Regions from separate parts of the Homo sapiens genome. Here region 1 is linked to region 2. A link is a contact called in ENCODE Hi-C or POLR2A ChIA-PET data. All regions are on one chromosome and are shown on one strand. The core of a region is the stretch at or near the end of the contact, and the rest is flanking DNA. Distances in the headings are between cores, read along the strand shown.

Region 1 (6,382 bases), core at 2,188-4,687, 530 kb after region 2:
TGAAGGTGGAAATGAACTATTTCCAGGTAGGCAGATCAGTGGTCTTCCTGTTGTTGGCAAGACTTACACCTCAATTTACCAGTCTGTAAATGGACCCGGCCAAGTCAATGACACGTGGATTTTGAGTGTCTAAACCAGTTGTCTCTCTATGCCTTTAGGCCTCACTGCCTCAGGTCCACTGGACTAGGAAGACTCCAAGTTTGGCGATGTGACTATCTGGCACCCCCACCCCTCCCACAGCAGGCACTGTTAGAATGAATTCTGTTGGAGGTGACTCCCCACTTCCTGGAATCAGCCAACAACTGCATTCACTTAATAAGAATGGCAGTTTCTGTCACCTCCAGGGTAGACAAAAAAAAGAAACAGAGAGAGAGAGAGAGAAGAAGGAAGGAAGGAAGAAAGGAAGGAAAGAAAGAAGGAAGGAAGGAAAGAAAGAAAGAGAGAGAGAGAGAAAGAAGGAAAGAAAGAAAGAAAGAAAGAAAGAAAGAAAGAAAGAAAGAAAGAAAGAAAGAAAGAAAGAAAGAGAGAGAGACAAAGAATGGCAGCAGTTGCTCCTCTTCTGCTAGGTAACTTGACCAGCCTTGGCAGCTTCTATGAGGGCAGCTCATTGTGGTACCCTGGGTGGGTGGAGACTGCAGAGGTGCCAGGGTTGAACCAGAATGTCCCAGCTGCCTCCTGAGTTCAGCAAACTTGGAGAAGGGAGGTCACTTCTCTGGTCTCAGTGAGGGTGCTGGAGTCACATGAGTCAACATGTAGAAGGGCCTATTAATAGCCAATGATCAGGGCCAGGGCCATGGCTAGGTGAGGCAGATAAGGTGTGCAGAATTTAAGGAGGCACTCATACTTGCTTCCTTAAGTGGCACTGCCCTGACAGTGAGTGCCTCCTTAAGGTTTGCCTCTTCAGTGCTTTGCCTGCCTTACGTAGTCCCCACCCAGCCAGCCAGGACTGTAGGCTTTAGACTCAGAGCCAAACTGCTGCTATAGTTGTCTGCTTAGCACCCTTCAATGGTGCCCCATCGCTGCTAGTAGTAGTTGTAATATGCTATCATTGATAATATCAACAATACTAACAGCCAATATTGATTGACTACCTGGCACCATTCTAAGCACTTTGTAGGTATTAACTCATTTAGGCCTTACAGGAATTTCATTATTATCCTGTTTGCAGATGAGGAAAGTGAGGCACCAAGAAGCTAAGGAATTTGCCCAAGGAAGCACATCTGGGTGAGTGGTAGTGCCGGGAATTGACCCTAGACAGTTTGATTCTAGAATCTGTACTCTTCACCACCACACCAAGCTGCTAAGGTGTGCTGGTCCCAGTGGGTGAAGCCCAAACTCCGTGGCCAACAACCAAGCCCTTTCCCACTTCTCCAGCCTCCTCTACCCACCCAAACAAAACTCTGGCCAAATCAAACTCCCCAGAGTGGCTCCAAGGAAGCCATGATTTTCATATCTTGGCATCTTTGCACCTGCTATTCCTTCCATCTGTCCTTCCTGACAGTCATCTCACAGTTCCTGGTTGGCACACTCATATCCATTCTTTTAGACCCATCTTAAGTCATACGCCTTCTGTGAAGCCCTCCTTGACCACCACCCCCAGATGGTTGATAGCAGACCCTCAATGTCTTCAGAGTACCTTGAAGTTCCCTGGTGTCCTAAAATTACTATTTGGGTCTAATGAACAGACAGGCAAATGTTCATTCAATGTGTGTGAATTCAACACTCGCTCCCTGCAGGGAATAAAGGTTGGGAGAAATCATTGCAATGGTGTGTGTGTCCCCTTGGGGTGGATATGAGGTAGGGTATAAACTTGCCAATCTGCTGGACATCCTGGGGCTCCCATGGTGTGCACATCCACAATTTAATGAAACGTATTTTGCAAACCTGGCCCCTAAAAGCATATCACGACTTATCTGATGCTCAGTCTGAAAAGCAGGGATCTGCTCCATGGATGGAGGAAACACCAGCTGCTGGACTTGTTGAGAATGGAATGTTGGTCTGCAATGTGACCTCTTCCTAAGAGAGGACAGGGCTATTTTGGCCATAAGTGGAACCTGACTCACATGCAAGCCGTGACTGAGCAGCCACAAACTTCTTGGTTTCTGAGTCTGCCTCCCTTGGCATCCTGGGCACTCCTCCAGGGCACCATGCATCTTAATATGTATCTCCTGGTGCCTAGGCTGAGCCCAGCCCTGGCTGGGAGCTGCTCAGTCCATCTTCCTTGGACAGAGAAGGTGAATGAGAGCCGAGTCCCACAGGCAACCACACCCAGAATTGAGGCAACTTGTTCCAATTCGTCTACAAATTTTAGACGGGTTGCCAGTTATTTTGCCAGTCTTTTAAACTGTATTTGACAGATCTGGGAGAAAAATGACTTCCGGTGTTTATCACCTGGAATTCCCTCCCCTACATTAGTTTCCCTTACTAGAATCGAGAATTGCAAAGAAATAGGATGGCAGGGAGAAGAAATAACAGGGATGTGTGATATGGTGATTAATGAATGGTGAATCATGAATGATGATTAAAACAAATGGAAATTCTTCCCCCAACCCTGCCTGCCCAGGAAGGAGCTGGTGAGGCAGATGCTCACAAAGGTGTCCTAATAAGGAGAGGTCAGGAGGCAGGAGAGCTGAAGAAAAGAGCTGTGTGTGACTCAGGAGCCCAAGCCTGTGCCTTGTAAGCTTTTCCAAATGCCCTAAGCCCAGGAGCCCATGCACTGCTCTAGTGAAAGCTTGGATGCCTTTCAGCCCATAAAGCCTCAAAGTCACACCAGAATCTGGAGCATTTCTAAGTTTCTCTGAACCTGGGTAATGATTTTCTGAAATATTAGACCAATGAAATACCAAATTCCTGGGGAGGCAAAAGAAAGAGATGTGATCCAAGCATTTGTGATCAAATGAGCTGACAAGTTACTCTACTTAAGCAGTGGGGATTTTACCACTGTTTTTATTGCAGCGAAATAAATGCCTCCAGAGTGGCAGAATTGGTGGGGGTCAGGAGAGAGTCCACATTTCAAGTATGTACAAGGTGTTGAATCATTATCTTCTTGCTCCTGTTCACCCCTTCTAGCTAACTTATTTATCAGTTAGGATGAGGGGGATCATTAAAAATGACAGCCATGTGAGTGATGTGTCCTTGGCTGTGACCCTAGAAAAGAGCCTATAATATAAGTCATCTCCTCCTGTTGGAAAGGTAGCTAAATTCAGCTTTGCCTATCATGTGTCTTTAGCTTAGTTGTTTCCTCTGAACTATGAGCTGGACACCAGGTGGGGGATTACTCAAGCCCAAATTCTCTGGTCTGGTATACCAAAGAATAGTTACAAACTACAGCTGGACAGTAGAACGTGCTGGGTTGATCATCTCAGCCAGGGCAAAGAAACATATTAAGACGTTAAACATCTACCAGGAGTGAGTCATTTAACCCTCGTAAGGTTTCATCTTCCTTGATTGCAAAATGAGTTTGTGTGAAAGACCATAAATAAAAAATAGAAACAACAGAAGTAGCATTAGTAATTCATGAAGGAAGGACTGGTATATTCAACGCTTAGAGTTGGAACAATGGGCTCTCCATATGGAAAAAAAAGTAAAAGCGAATCCCTACTTCTCACCATGGACCAAAAAAAAAAAAATCCCTACGTCTCAGCATAGACCAGTACAGATTCCCAGAGCCCTTGTTATACCTACTAGGGCTTAGAACTTTATCACAGACCATTTGTAGGCCCTTAGTCTAGGCTATTAATTCCCTAAGGGCAGGGACTCTGGCTGTTTTTATCATTAAGTCATTTGCACCAAGTGTGTCCCTAGAATAGATTATGAACCCAGAAAATGTTTGTCGAATGAATACATCATTTCCAAAATTCTTTAAAAAATGAATTTCTAGGCCAGGTGCAGTGGCTCACACCTGTAATCCCAGCACTTTGGGAGGCCGAGGTGGGCAAATCACTTGAGGCCAGGAGTTCAAGACCAGCCCAGCCAACATGGTGAAACCCCCTCTTTACTACAAAATACAAAAATTAGCCAGGCGTGGTGGCACACCTGTAGTCCCAGCTACTCGGGAGACTGAGGCACGAGAATCACTTGAGTCCCAAAGGCAGAGGTTGCCAAGATCACGCCATTGCACTCCGGCCTGGGCAACAGAGGGAAACTCTGTCTCAAAAAAAAATTTCTAAAAGAGATTATACATTTTTCTGGCTGGGCACAATGGCTCACGCCTGTAATCCCAGCACTTTGGGAGGCTGAGGTGGGTGGATCACCTGAGGTCAGGAGTTCAAGACCAGCTTGGCCAACATGGTGAAACCCCAGCTCTACTAAAAATACAAAAATTAGCTGAGCGTGGTGGCACATGCCTTTAGTCCCAGCTACTCGGGAGGCTGAGGCAGGAGAATAGCTTGAGCCCAGGAGGCGGAGGTTGCAGTGAGCCGAGGTTGCGCCACCGCACTCCAGCCTGGGCAACAGAGTGAGATTCCGTCTCAAAAAAAAAAAAAAAAATACAGATTATACATTTTTCTTTGACTGTCATTATAAAAGAATACCTTGCCATATACCCAGAATTATTTTGGGTACTAACCTGGCCAAACAACAGAGAAGAACTGAGTGGAGAGATTTTGGTGAGATCAGCTTTGGTCTTCTCTGAATCTAAGTTAAAGAGATTTAAAATATTACATATACCTAGGCTTCCCCCAAAATATTATTAAACCATATTTTAACTGTGGTAATGATTATTCTTTTATTAATTTATTACATGCCTACTTTGTGTGAAAACATGATCTTTTGAACACTTTTTCTTTTTATTAAGGTATAGCTTACATAAAATAAACATCATCAATTTTAAGTGTACAGTTTGATGAATTTTGGCATTTGTATACAAGGTGTAATCACTGCTATCGTCAAGATACAAAACAGTCCCCTCACCCTGCACGGTCTGCTTTGCCCCCTGGTACTCCATTCCCTCTCCCCATCTCTAGCCTTAGGCAATGCAGCTCTGCTTAGCGTCTAGCACTGATTTAAAATAATGATCATAGGGGCAGGAATTTTTAAATAAAGGATAAAAAAGCTGACAGAAGGGGAAATGGGAATAAGAAAGAAATTGGTAACATAGCTAGATGGGCTGTAGCCTCAGATTGGACTCAGCTTCACTTGCTGGTGAATTAGCCCAACTTGGAGAGACTGAGGGCTCCAAGAATTTTTTTTACAAATAACACAGTTAGACGTTTTCATGATTACAGAAAAAGAACACAAGAGTTGTAATATACAGCTCAGATATAAACCTGGCAACTGGGTTTCTGAACATAGATCTGGATTCATTTTTAATCTGACATCTTGAGGAACTCCTCAGCCTCAGAAGATTCTAAATGGCCACACTGCTTGAAGACCAAGCATTTGAGCAAATAAAACTTCTGCCCCTGAGAATATATTCTCTCTCAAGCTATTAATTAAAAGATGCATAGTCCCTTGTTCTTGCCAGGATTTATTAGCCGAAAGTAAAATATGGGAATGGTAGTATGTCTATGAGAAATTAAATGCGGTGAAGACAAGCACACAGGGACTAATAGTTTTATATGGAGTTGTTTTGGGGCTTAAAACGTTTTGTCTCCTCGTGGGGATCAGGCACTGCCTTGGTCGTGGGGCTACCACTAAAAAATACGGGCAAGTTCCTGCTGCCTCCTGTAGGAGCTCACGGACATCAAGCGCAGGGTTCAGGAGGACTGAAGTGGTGGGGGGAGGGGAGCACTTTAGGTGGGCTGGTCAGGGAAGGCCACTCTGAAAATGTGACCTTTGTGCTGAGACCGGAATGACAACAAGGAGCCAGCTTTTTCTAGAGAAAGCACTTTTGGTGTCAGGACCAGCATGTGCAAAGGCCCTGAGGTGGGAAAGAGGTTGGTGTGTTCAAGAAAGAAGGCAAGACTGGCCTGAACACAGTGACTAAGGTGGAGAGGGTTACACGCAGAAGCCAGAAAGACAAGAAGTTTTGCCCCAAAAATGGAAATCTAAGCACTCTTGCAGTCATAAAACTGGCCATGGCAGTGCCCTGGTGCCCAGAGAGATATGTCATTTCTGAGCAGTAGTTGGGAATTCTTCCAGTTACAAAGTCGCTTCCTACTTACTCAGGTAATAGTCATAGACTCAGAGCTGGCAGGGAGTGTAGAGTTATTCTAGCCCCACCCCTTCATTTTACAATGAAGGAACAGAGGCCCAAAGAGGGTAAAGTTCATACCTGAAAAACCATTCTAAGTGAGGTCAAAAGGCAAACGATAAACTGGGGAAAATATTTACAGTTCATATAAGGTTGGGAGATCAATTTCCATACTATGTAAGGAGCAGCTGGCCAGTGGGGTTGGAGCAGAGTGTAGAATGGAGAGAGAGGCACAAGAAAAGGGTGACA
Region 2 (5,648 bases), core at 2,954-5,453:
TACATAGAAGGCCACAACTCTTTAGGTCTCCAAAGCTGCTCTCTTGTCCTCCCCTCAAAGTTACTGTTGCCCTCTCTTCTAGAAGGTCCCCATCCTTGAACGTTCGCAGTATTTTCTGACTCTGCTAAACTAAGGTACCAAGAATGTCTACCTACAGCTGGGTGATCTCAGGGATCATCATCAGAACCCCCTTGACAGCCATGGAAATTAATTTCAGTTACTTAAACTTTCTCTCTATAAAGGGACTCCAGAGAACTCGAAGTTTTAGAAAAGAAAATGAGAACTAACTAGAGTATCTTTCCCATACTTTTCCCACGTCGGACACCTACCTGGGTGACAGCTGATCTGCTGCCCTCTGTCCCTCCCCAGGAACAAGGTGACGAGGAACACAAACAGCCCACCTGGCCGGGCGCGGTGGCTCACGCCTGTGATCCCAGCACTCTGGGAGGCTGAGGCTGTTGGACCACTTGAGATCACGAGTTCGAGACCAGCCTGGCCAACATGGCGAAACCTCATCTCCACTAAAAATACAAAAATTAGCTTGGCATGGTGGCACGCGCCTATAATCCTAGCTACTTGGGAGGCCGCGGTAGGAGAATCGCTTGAACCTGGGAGGCGGAGGCTGCAGGAAGCTAAGATCGCGCCATTGCACTCTAGCCTTTATGACAGAGAGAGACTCCGTCTCGGGAAAAAAAAAAAAAAAAAAAAAAAAAGACAGCCCACCTAAGAGAAGCTTGCTCAACCAGTAAGCAAAACTATTCACACACTGTCTGATCACAAAGTCCAAATCTTTACTTGTGGAGCTCCCCACTTTCGCCTCTTCCTTCTCGGAATTCCCGCAGGGTAAACTCATTCCTCAAGAGAGGAAAGAAGGTGGGGCTGCAGTTGCGGATGGGGCCCCTAGAGGGAGCTAGGAGGCCACCAGGAAACGGCGCAGGACTTCCAGAGCTTAGGCTTCTGATCCAATGTATGGAGAACACAGCAAACAGCACTTTGGTTCCAGGAATGGGGTTAGCAAGTTCTAAGGAATCTGAGCTGGAAATCAACGTTTTGTGTAATAGGGCGAAGATCACCTCTATTCCAAAAATCACAGAGGAAGATCATTGAACATGCAGAAGCACTGAACCCTCTAGTGTTAAGAAACAAATTAAACGAAAGCTTTTTCATCCAGGAGATCAACAAAGATTTTTTAAGTGTTTGTGATTGTTGTCACTGTATATTTTCATAAGCTACTGCTGAGAGTGTAAGATGATAAACTCTCCCTGGAAGGGAAACTTTAAAATGTTTATCTCTGACTCAGTGAGGTTATCTGAGACTTAGCTTTGGGAAAGAATTTTAAAAAGTGAATAAATATTTACTTAGATCCAAACTGGCAGCCTTAGAGGAATGGTTATATAAACCAGAGTACATATAAATGATGAAATGTTACATAGCTATTTAAAATGTCATTTAAATAGTGTTTTAGTCATATTGGAAAATGCTTATATATAGCATATATATATGTTTGGGGATAGCATATATATATGTTTGGGGTTTTTTTGAGATGGAGCCTGACTCTGTCACCCAGGCTGGAGTGCAGTGGTGCAATCTGCAGCCTCAGCCTCCCAGGCTCAAGGAATCCTCCCACCTCGGCCTCCTGAGTAGATAGGGCTACAGGTGTGCACCACCACAACTGCCTAATTTTTGTATTTTTTTGTAGAGACAGTGTTTCGCCATGTTGTCTAAGGCTAGTCAACAACTCCTGGGCTCAAGTGATCAGCCCATCTCAGGATTACAGGTGTGAACTACTGCACCCAGACTGAAAATATATTAACAAGTGAAAAAAGCAAACTTGACAAGTGTATTTATAGTACAATTCCATTTCAGTAATTTGCAGATACCACTGATATGCAAAAGGGAAAAAAACAAACAGTGGGTAACACTGGTAGAAGTATAACAGTGAAACATCACTTTCTACTTTATATACTTTAATATTTTAAATTTTCTTTCTAGTATTAGGTACAGTGACAGATGGTATTAGAGAGAAATTTCACTTTACTTCACATATTTCTATATTAAATTTTTCTAGAAATATGTATAATATGAAAAAATACTTTTAATCTTAAAAGAAAACCCTTATGTTATAATGTGAAAAGTAAAAAGCAAGATTTAAAAATTGTGCATCTCAACTATATAAAGAAATTCAAAGAAAAAAAGACTGGAAAGGAAATCTGCCCATGAGTGGCAACGCCTCTGAGTGGACATATTTAGAATCTGCATGGTGAGGCCAGGCACGGTGGCTCATGCCTGTAATCCTAGCACTTTGAGAGGCCAAGGCGGGCAGATCGCCTGAAGTCGGGAGTTCAAGACCAGTCTGACCAACATGGAAAAGCCCCCTCTCTACTAAAAATACAAAATTAGCCAGGCATGGTGGTGCATGCCTGTAGTCCCAGCTACTCAGGAGGCTGAGGCAGGAGAATCACTTGAACCCAAGGAGTGGAGATTGTGGTGAGCTGAGATCACACCATTGCACTCCAGCCTGCAATGAGCAACATGAGCAAAACTCAGTCTCAAAAAAAAAAAAAAAAAAAAAAAAAAAAAAAAGAATCTGCATGGTGGAGGGGATGGTTTATTTCCTAGTTGGTTGCTTCTATATACTTTCCTACACTTTCCCAAAGATTTACCAATGAGCAGGTATTGCTCTGATCATTTAAAAAATTGCCCAGCTGGCTAGATAAGTCCTCTTGCTGCCAGTTCCCACAGCTGAGAATTCCCATGTCCGGACACAGGAGGCCAGTACAGGGGGTTGGGGGACTACGTCTGATTTTCCTTTATTCCAAATTTTAAAAAACTGAGACTCCCCCACTGACCTAAGAGGGTGGGGCTTAGTTTGCTCTGAAGAACTCACACTTCATTTTTCACTTCGGTTTTGAAAGACCACCTGAGGTTAGAAACTGGATAGTGTATCAAAATATATTTGTTTGTATTCTGAGTGGGAGAAAAGCCTAACATCTACTGATTGTCTTCTGTGGTCTAAGTACTATGTTTAGGGCTTTCACATATATTTTTAAATGCTTGAAAACTTTGCCACACAGGTTACTGCATCACTCCACCTTCTGACCCTGTACTGTCACATGCCTTTTACGGAAGAAACTCACAAAGTCATTTCCTACTCAAAGCCATCACCTACTCCAGGTTTCAGTGAGCGTAGAAAGGGTTCAGTAAAGAGTCGGGCAGAAATAAAACACATCACATGTCAATGTCATGGAGCAGTACAAGGATACAGGAATTGATTATTTTTGGGAATCACTTGAAATCACACCCAAGGATTACTCCTAACTTTCTGGAGTAAAAATATGATACTTATGAATTACACATTATCGTTTTCATTTCATAAGTAAGGAAATTGAGGCTTACCCAGGTAGTAAGTGGGCAGGATGGGAACCCAGATTTGTCTGACTGTGAAGACTGTGCTTGTTCCACTGCACCATGAGGCCATGCAGCAGTATTTAATGCTTGTTGGATGCACACCTATATGCAGAATCCAGTTTCTCTCTTCTGCCAGGAAATGGGACAGGCCTTTCTTTCTTTTTCCTTTTTTTTTTTTTTTTTTTTGAGACAGCGTCTTGCTCTGTTGCCCAGGCTGGAGTGCAGTGGTACAATCATAGCTCACTGCAGCCTCGAACTCCTGGTCTCAGCAATCCTCCCGCCTTGGCCTCCCAAAGCGTTGAGATTACAGGTGTGAGTTACCATATCTGGCCGGAAAAGGGAATTTTCATTCAAACACTTTCTAGGTACTGGGCCTTTTACTTGCCTCATGTCTCACTTAAGTGTCATGAACAGCTCCGTAAAAACTCCTTGTGATGACAGGCATTTAGATGTAACTTGATAGGTAACCTTCCACTTGGAGACAGGCTAAAGTTTGTATCTTTGGAGAAAGGGGGTTGCTGAGAGGAGGCTGAGGCCAGGTAGGAAACAGCAAGCAACCTGGTGCTGAGAAGCAGGGAGGCAGAAAAGGTATTCTCCAGGCTGAATCACCCCAGATTTGGCCAATGAAACAGACGCCAACTAACCTGAAAATTCCTGGAATCACTGCCACTGTCCTGAAAGTTCCAATCAAGAGCAGGATCCAGAATCCTCCTTATTGACATTTAAGCTAGAGCACCCAACCGCCACTAGGTGGTGCCAAACCACAGCCAGGACAAGGACAGGTTGAAGCAGCACAATTTACCCCAAGCCAGCCAGCCCTGGAGGCCTGCTTGAGTCATTTCATTAATCTTGCAATAATGTGCCCTGACGTTTGGGCAGTTGAAACTCACTTGTCGGCTGGGCGTGGTGGCTCACGCCTGTAATCTCAGCACTTTGGGAGGCCAAGGTGGGCGGATCATGAGGTCAGGAGACCAAGACCATCCTGGCCAACATGGTGAAACCCCGTCCCTACTAAAAATACAAAAACCAGCTGGGTGTGGTGGTGCGTGCCTGTAATCCCAGCTACTCAGGAAGCTGAGGCAGGAGAATCGCTTGAACCCGGGAGGCCGAGGTTGCAGTGAGCCGAGATTGCACCACTGCACTCCAGCCTGGCGACAGAGTGAGACTCCGTCTCAAAAAAAAAAAGAAAGAAAAAGAAAAAGGAAACTCACTTACTATATTACGGTTGAGTTACTGATGCTTTTTTTTTTTTTTCTGATGGAGAAACAAAAGCTAAAGAGGTTAAATTCACCTATGTAGCTAAAAGTTAAATAGAAAAGTTGAGATTCGAACCCAGGTCTCTCTTGTGCAAAGTCAACACTCTTTCCACCACACTATACTGTCTCTCTTGTTTTCTGTTCCAAAAGGAATATCTCTCAGACTAAGGGGAATGTCTTAGTCATTTTAGGCTGTTAGAACAAAATACCATAAAGTGAGTAGCTTAAACAATAGACATTTATTTCTCACAGCTCTGGAGGTTGGAAGTCCAACATCAGGGTGCTAGTAGGGTCAGGTTCTTGGTGAGGATCCAGTTCCTGATTTACAGATGGCTGTCTTCCTGCTGTTTTCTCACATGGTGGAAAGGGAACTAACTACATCTCTGAGCTCTTCTTATAAGGACACTAATCCCATTCAGGAAGTATCCACTCTCATAACTTAATCACCTCCCAAAGACTCCACCTCCAAATACCATCATGTTGGGATTAGAGATTCAACATAAGGATTTGTGAGGGGGCGGTATAAACGTTCAGTCCTTCCAGGGAAGTAGATGGATTTCCTGGCATTCCCAATTAAACTTCCTTCTGCTCCCTTGAAGAGGCAAATTTCACTGTCCTCACTGACTTGTTATGGCGGCTCATACGTAGAGACGTAACACTAGGGAGCTGCTGCGGCTTTGGCAGAGCTAATAAGGACAGAGGACAAAATGGAATAGCCGAGGGATAAACACCAAAAACTTAGGTGGTTCTCAAACCTTAGCATGCTTCAGAACCACCAGGTGAGTTTGTTGAAACACAGACTGCTGACTTAGTAAGTGTGGGAAGGGGCCCGAGACTCTGCATTTCTAGTTAAGTTCCCTAGTGATGCTGATGGTGCTAGTCCAGGGACCACACTTTGAGAACCACCAAGTCAGACTATGCCTCAGGCTTGTCTCTGAACTGGCACTTCCATTTGATGCTGTTCATCTTGGTCAAAAATGCTAA

The links. Hi-C counts contacts between places; a loop is a spot of excess contacts on that map. ChIA-PET counts read pairs that join two places held with the same protein, here RNA polymerase II (POLR2A). Pooled maps may share reads with other maps.
Region 1: a loop to region 2 is called in a map with no recorded cell type, with 4 times the contacts of the local background. The contact joins two enhancer-like sites. A Hi-C loop is called at or near these places in 1 of 37 single-sample maps with no recorded cell type and 5 of 50 pooled maps. POLR2A ChIA-PET finds 5 or more read pairs at or near these places in 3 of 52 experiments (GM12878, WTC11 and naive thymus-derived CD4-positive, alpha-beta T cell).

Annotation. Positions count from the first base shown.
Region 1 is chr3:45,120,251-45,126,632 of GRCh38, reverse strand. All of the region lies in intron 1 of CDCP1 (CUB domain containing protein 1), which reads left to right. Among named protein-coding and RNA genes, the nearest start is that of CDCP1, 23 kb to the left of the region's middle. RefSeq lists enhancers at 1,655-2,154, 2,155-2,656. Within about 2 kb of position 3,437, at least 10 of the 41 ENCODE cell types and tissues checked have a DNase peak (open chromatin) inside an H3K27ac peak, as active enhancers do.
Region 2 is chr3:45,655,471-45,661,118 of GRCh38, reverse strand. All of the region lies in intron 2 of LIMD1 (LIM domain containing 1), which reads right to left. Among named protein-coding and RNA genes, the nearest start is that of LIMD1-AS1, 31 kb to the left of the region's middle. Within about 2 kb of position 4,203, at least 8 of the 41 ENCODE cell types and tissues checked have a DNase peak (open chromatin) inside an H3K27ac peak, as active enhancers do.